Linked DNA regions of Homo sapiens: region 1 is linked to region 2. A link is a contact called in ENCODE Hi-C or POLR2A ChIA-PET data. All regions are on one chromosome and are shown on one strand. Each heading gives the region's core, a stretch centred on a gene start or an enhancer-like site at or near the end of the contact. The rest is flanking DNA. Distances are from core to core; before and after follow the strand shown. Region 1 has its middle 83 kb from the start of CNKSR3. Region 2 holds the start of CNKSR3 (CNKSR family member 3).

Region 1 (2,700 bases), core at 95-2,594, 83 kb before region 2:
AGGGCCAAAGGACCAGAAACTGCTGAACATGCTTTTCCGAATGGCCAGAGAGGATGGGGAAATCACTATTAGTAACATGCTGTCCACTCAGCTTATGGGTAGGAGCCAGATCTGATGACTGACACCATGGCCAAACGCCATTTTTTTAAATCTTTTTTGATGAAGTCTCGCTCTGTCATTCAGGCTGGAGTGCAGTGGCATGATCTCTGCTCACCGCAACCTCCGCCTCCTGGGTTCAAGCAATTCTCCTGCCTCAACTTCCCAAGTAGCTGGGACTACAGATGTGCAGTATCATGCCCAGCTAATTTTTTTTTTTTTTTTTTGAGACAGAGTCTTGCTCTGTTGCCAAGCTGGATTTCAGTGGCTCTATCTGGACTCACTTCAACCTCCACCTCCCAGGTTCAAGCGATTCTCCTGCCTCAGCCTCCCGAGTAGCTGGGACTACAGGTGCATGCCACCACGCCCAGCTCATTTATTGAGCTGGTTTCACCCTGTTGGCCTGGCTGCTCTTGAACTCCTGACATCAGGTGATCCATCCACCTACCTCAGCCTCCCAAAGTGCTGGGATTACAGGAGCCACTGCAAACGGCCGGAACTGGTTTCAAATGCAAATCTGATCTATCACTCAGCCTCTGCCTCCCAGGTTCCAGCGATTCTCTTGCCTCAGCCTCCTGAGTAGCTGGGATTACAGGAACATGCCATCACACCCGGCTAATTTTTGTATTTTTAGTGCAGACAGGGTTTCACCATGTTGTCGAGGCTGGTCTCGAACTCCTGACCTCAGGTGATCCCCTACCCCTGCCTCAGCCTCCCAAAGTGTTGGGATTATAGGCGTGAGTCCCCGCGCCAGGCCCCAAACACCATTTTCTCATGAGTGGTGCTTCACATGGCTTCTTCCCAGATCTGCTTTCACTCAACTCTTTGCCCTAGGTTTTCCGAGTTCCTTGATTACCTTTGCTTGGGGTGGGAGATGGGCCTTCCTTATGCTTTAAAAAATTACCTATTTATTTTTCAGACGAGTGCAACAAGGATTTATTAAATGTAATTATATAATTTATCTGAAGGTTCCTCGAACACATAAATTGTAGGCTAAACTCTCAACCATAATCTCTAGGGTGTTTCTCAAATTCTTAGGTTTTACTGGAATTCACGGGAGTTCCATCGTATAAGCTTCTCTGTGGAATAAATGGGAGAAAGGCTTGCAAGCAGAGGTAGAACTCCTGCTGAAGGTGGTTAGAAATTGGGATTTATATTGACAGCACAGACACCGCCTGGGACTGCGCCTGGTGAGGCAGGAGATCTGGTTACTCTAGCAGTAAGAGTCTGTGACCTTCATAAAAGTAGAAAGCAATGTGCCCAGTTCACCGTCTGCGTGTGTGTTAGAGGCATAAGCAAGGTTCTCAAGGGTAAAGAGAGCCAGATCTGAGTTTGCTGGCTGAACTTACCTTACATGGTGCTGGGGAGAGAGCTGGGGGAGGGAAGGCAGGCGGGGATTACTCACAAGGATTCAGAGTCCGCCCCATGACATAGATTGATAGCTCCCTATGGGGCTTTGGTGAGCCCTACACCTTTTAAAATTTCACATAAAGCTTCGACTGGAGAAGCATCTGAACCACATACCAGCAAATCTCTGGACACGGCAACACATTCAGACTCTTCTATTTGAGGAAAACATTGGCCAAAACAAGTAGGGCTTTTCTTCAATTCAGCTTCCTAGTGGTCATGATCTTTGCAGCCCAGAAAGCAAAATTTAAGCAGACTTCTTTTGGTGACTTGTTTTGTTTTGTTGTTTTAAAAATGGTATAATTATTTTTTAAAGCTTGTACTTCCTTTTTGGCACTCTTACAGAATTGCCACCAGGCCTAAGAGCTAGAATGGGAAAAGAAAGAGTAGGTGACAGTGTCACAGAGATGCGAATTAGGGAAAGGTCTTCAATACGGAAATATCTTTAATATCCTGCCTGGCTACGACAGTGACAGGACCTTTCTTGGATAAGCTCTCATGAACCTACGATAATTAGGTTTTATTACGTCATATTGAACAGCCTTTCCTAATACGGCAGCCTTTTCCTAATGCGGTGGTGCTCAAGGCTCTCCCTGATTTTATTCCTGCTTATCTCTCTAGCCCTGTCTCTCAAACTCGCTTCAGTCATAGTGTATGTTCTAGATATATTCAACCTCTTCTAGTGCTCTTCCCCCAACGCCCCACATAGAAGTCAGTAAAGACATTAAGAAGAGTTATTTTAGATCTCCAGTTCCTTTTAATTGCTATCTTCTCTGTAGAGAATGTTCTTCCTTTGACCTCACTCCTTCTCTGGTTTTAACTCTCAGTGGTCACTGCTTCCAGGAAGCCCTCCCAAACTCCCTCTCTTACTCCTCCCCAGGCTGAGTTAGGATTCCTTCTCTTTGCCTCCTTAATATCTATGTAGCTAGAACTTTGCGCTATATTATTTTATAACTACCATATACATTCATGAGTGGATGAATCAATGTTTGTCACCATTGGACTAAAAGCAAATTAATTTTTTTTTTGAGACAGGGTCTGGCTCTATCACCCTGGGTGGAGTGCAGTGGTGTGATCTCAGCTCACTGCAAGCTCCACCTCCCAGTCTCAAGCCATCCTCCCACCTCAGCCTCCCAAGTAGCTGGGACTACAGGCACGTGCCACCACTCCTGGCCAGTTTTTTGTATTTTTAGTAGA
Region 2 (2,700 bases), core at 112-2,611:
GCTGGCACATAGGAAGCATTCCCGGATATTTACTGAATGAATAAATACCAACCTTGCCTTTGGTCCCGTGCTGGGTGCTACAAGTTAGGTGGTAGGAAGAAAGGGAGGAGAGAAAACTCTATATGAGATCAAGTAGGTTCTGCCCTCAAGGGGTTAATAGTCTCCAAGAGGAAGATGTAAATAAATAACCGTAATTGAAAGTAAGAATCATTCAGTGCCAAAAAGAGTGGGAGGAAGAGGTTGCTGGGCGGGGCGGGGCGGGGGTGGGGGGTTGGGGGGGGTGTTGGGGGGTGAGGGGAGGGGTGGTGGCGAGGGTGGCAGGGGTTGGGGGGGCGGTTAGGATGCAGGGAGAACTTGAAGGAGAGGCAGGCATTCAAATTAGATTTTCCCCCAGTTTAGCATTAACTCTGGCCCCAGTTGCAGTCCATGAATGTGGAAGGGCCCTCCCCTGCCAGGCGCTGAAATTGTGCACGAGCTATTTTTTTTTTCTTGGCTAACAGCTTTCCTCTCACGGTTAATGACTAATCCCAAGGAGCATTAGCTCACTCTGTAAATATGAAATTATAATATAGCAAAATATAACGCTAAAAGCCATCAATCTAATTTTAGTCGCAAAGTTGAAATTTCATAGCAATAGCATTAAAAGAGTTACATTGTTACGATTTCAGTCAACATATAAATGAAATAAAATTGTTCTGGCCTGGCGCGGTGGCTCAGGCCTGTAATCCTAGCACTTCGGGAGGCCGAGGCTGGCGGATCACCTGAGTTCAGGATTTCGAGACCAGTCTGGCCAACATGGTGAAACCCTGTCTCTACTAAAAATACAAAAATTAGCCGGGCGTAGTGGCAGACGCCTGTAATCCCAGCTACTCCGGAGGCTGAGGCGGGAGAATCGCTGGAACCTGGGAGGCAGAGGCTGCAGTGAGCTGAGATCGCGCCACTGCACTCCAGCCTGGGCGACAGAGCGAGGCTCCATCTAAAAAAAAAAATTGTTCTACTTTAAGAAACCTAAAATGACGGCTTAATGGCAGAGTAGTATTACGATATAAAGCATTTAAAATGAACAGAACATGCAGATCTTACTTTTTTTTTTCTTTTCTTTTTTTTTTAGTGTATTGTTGCTCACAGCGAGACAGAGTGTTCTGCTACCCACAGGGCCAGGGCCTCACACAAACCAGCGGGCTCTCCAGGGTGCGCGCGCGATCTACAACCCGCCCCTTGAAAAGGAAAGCGGGGCCCGGGACGCTGCGGGTGTGAGCCGGACCGGCTTAGAGAGGGAAAGTAACCCGAGTCCGCCGCTTCGGGCGGACCCGCCCCCTCCCACGAGTTTCCCTAGACCCTCGGCCCCGCCCTCTCTTTTATTCGGTTTGCAGCAACCGGAGCTGAAACTTTGCAACCCGAGCGCGCACGCTCTGCGCTCGGCCCTGCCAGGGCGGCACGGGAGGGCGGCGCAGGAGGTGGGACCTGCGCCGGGAAGGCTCCGGGACGCCAGCGCACGCGGAGCGGGGACCCCGGAGAGCCAGCAGGCGAGAAGACCGGCCGAGGGAGAGCCGATCGCGCCTCGAGAGATCCGAGGAAGTGGTCGCGGGCCGGGAGGCTCCCGTGCCGAGCCGAGGCCAGGGGTCTGGGGTCGCAGCCCGGCGTGCCTGCAGCTGCCGTCGCTCGGGAGCAGCAGCTGTGCCCGGGATCCCGGCGGCGGCGGGGGAAGGAGGAGCTGCAGCTGGACTGTGGCAGCTGGAGGGAGAGGGCCGGGCTCCCCTGGCGGAGCCGCGCTGGGACGACTGGCTGACCGCGGCCATGCAGTCTTGACGGAGTCGCTCGGGCGCAGGGGAGCAGCCGCGGGCGCGCCCTCCCGGGAAGGGGCACCGGAGCGCAGGCAGCAGCACTTTATCTGCGACTCTCCAGCCCAGCGAGAGGCGAAGCGGTTTACCATGGAACCCGTGACCAAGTGGAGCCCCAAACAAGTGGTGGACTGGACTAGAGGTGCGCGGGCCTTGGGGGGGTCCGGAGTCCTCCAGCCTCGGGGATGGGGCGGACGAGGAGCTGGGGAAGAGGGTACTTGGCCCTTCCTCCCGGCGAGAAGCGGTGAGGGCACAGCCCGGTGACAATGCAAACTTCTGCCGAGTGGCCTGTGCGCTCCTATCTCTCGTACCTGCTCCGAGCTCTTCCTTTCCAGGGTGCGGATTGTGGCAAGCCGAGGGGAGCCCTATCTTTAAACCAGGGAGTAGGGGTGGCCTTTCTGTGGCGGTTGAGGGCTGGGGATGCCGATCTCGGGACTCGGCACTCGGGCCGGGGGGCGCTCTCCCTGCCTGGCCCCGGTGCGGTGCCCGGCGACCCGGGGGCCCGAGTGCAGAGGCACAAGGTGCCTTTGTGTGGGTGACTCCCGCGGGACCTCGTCCATGCCGCCTGCCCAGAGCCGTCCGCAGGCGTGACAGGGCTGTCGGACAGGTAGAGGGAGACTCCGGCGGGTCCGCCGAGCCTGTCTGTTTTTGTTGGAGAAGGCGAGAGGGCCGCGCAAAAGCCAACACCATAGCATTTGCGCCAGGGAGAAACCTCGAGCCAGGACTCCCCGGGAGGCAGTGACTTTTGCTCCGGGAGGCGCCAGTATCCCCGGTGGCGCTGCATTTTCAGGCCACATGTAAGCACTGGGAAGGAGAAATATAATTGTTTGGAACCACTGTCTTGATTCATACAATATTT

What was found. Hi-C counts contacts between places; a loop is a spot of excess contacts on that map. ChIA-PET counts read pairs that join two places held with the same protein, here RNA polymerase II (POLR2A). Pooled maps may share reads with other maps.
Region 1: a map of heart right ventricle shows a loop between it and region 2 (6-fold over the local background). The contact joins the enhancer-like site here to the promoter of CNKSR3 in region 2. A Hi-C loop is called at or near these places in 17 of 168 maps with a recorded cell type or tissue (Caco-2, K562, Right ventricle myocardium inferior and 8 more), 24 of 37 single-sample maps with no recorded cell type and 24 of 50 pooled maps. POLR2A ChIA-PET finds 5 or more read pairs at or near these places in 5 of 52 experiments (HEK293T, RWPE1, activated CD4-positive, alpha-beta T cell and 2 more).

The regions. Positions count from the first base shown.
Region 1 is chr6:154,592,040-154,594,739 of GRCh38, reverse strand. No RefSeq gene overlaps it. Among named protein-coding and RNA genes, the nearest start is that of CNKSR3, 83 kb to the right of the region's middle. Within about 2 kb of position 1,344, at least 6 of the 41 ENCODE cell types and tissues checked have a DNase peak (open chromatin) inside an H3K27ac peak, as active enhancers do; they include heart right ventricle, where a contact is called at or near this core.
Region 2 is chr6:154,509,346-154,512,045 of GRCh38, reverse strand. It overlaps CNKSR3 (CNKSR family member 3), which reads left to right and starts at 1,361. Exons shown (of 13, transcript NM_173515.4): 1 at 1,361-1,983. The coding sequence starts at 1,932. LOC101928868 (a long non-coding RNA gene) reads right to left here and starts at 1,255. Exons shown (of 2, transcript XR_001744422.2): 1 at 1,084-1,255.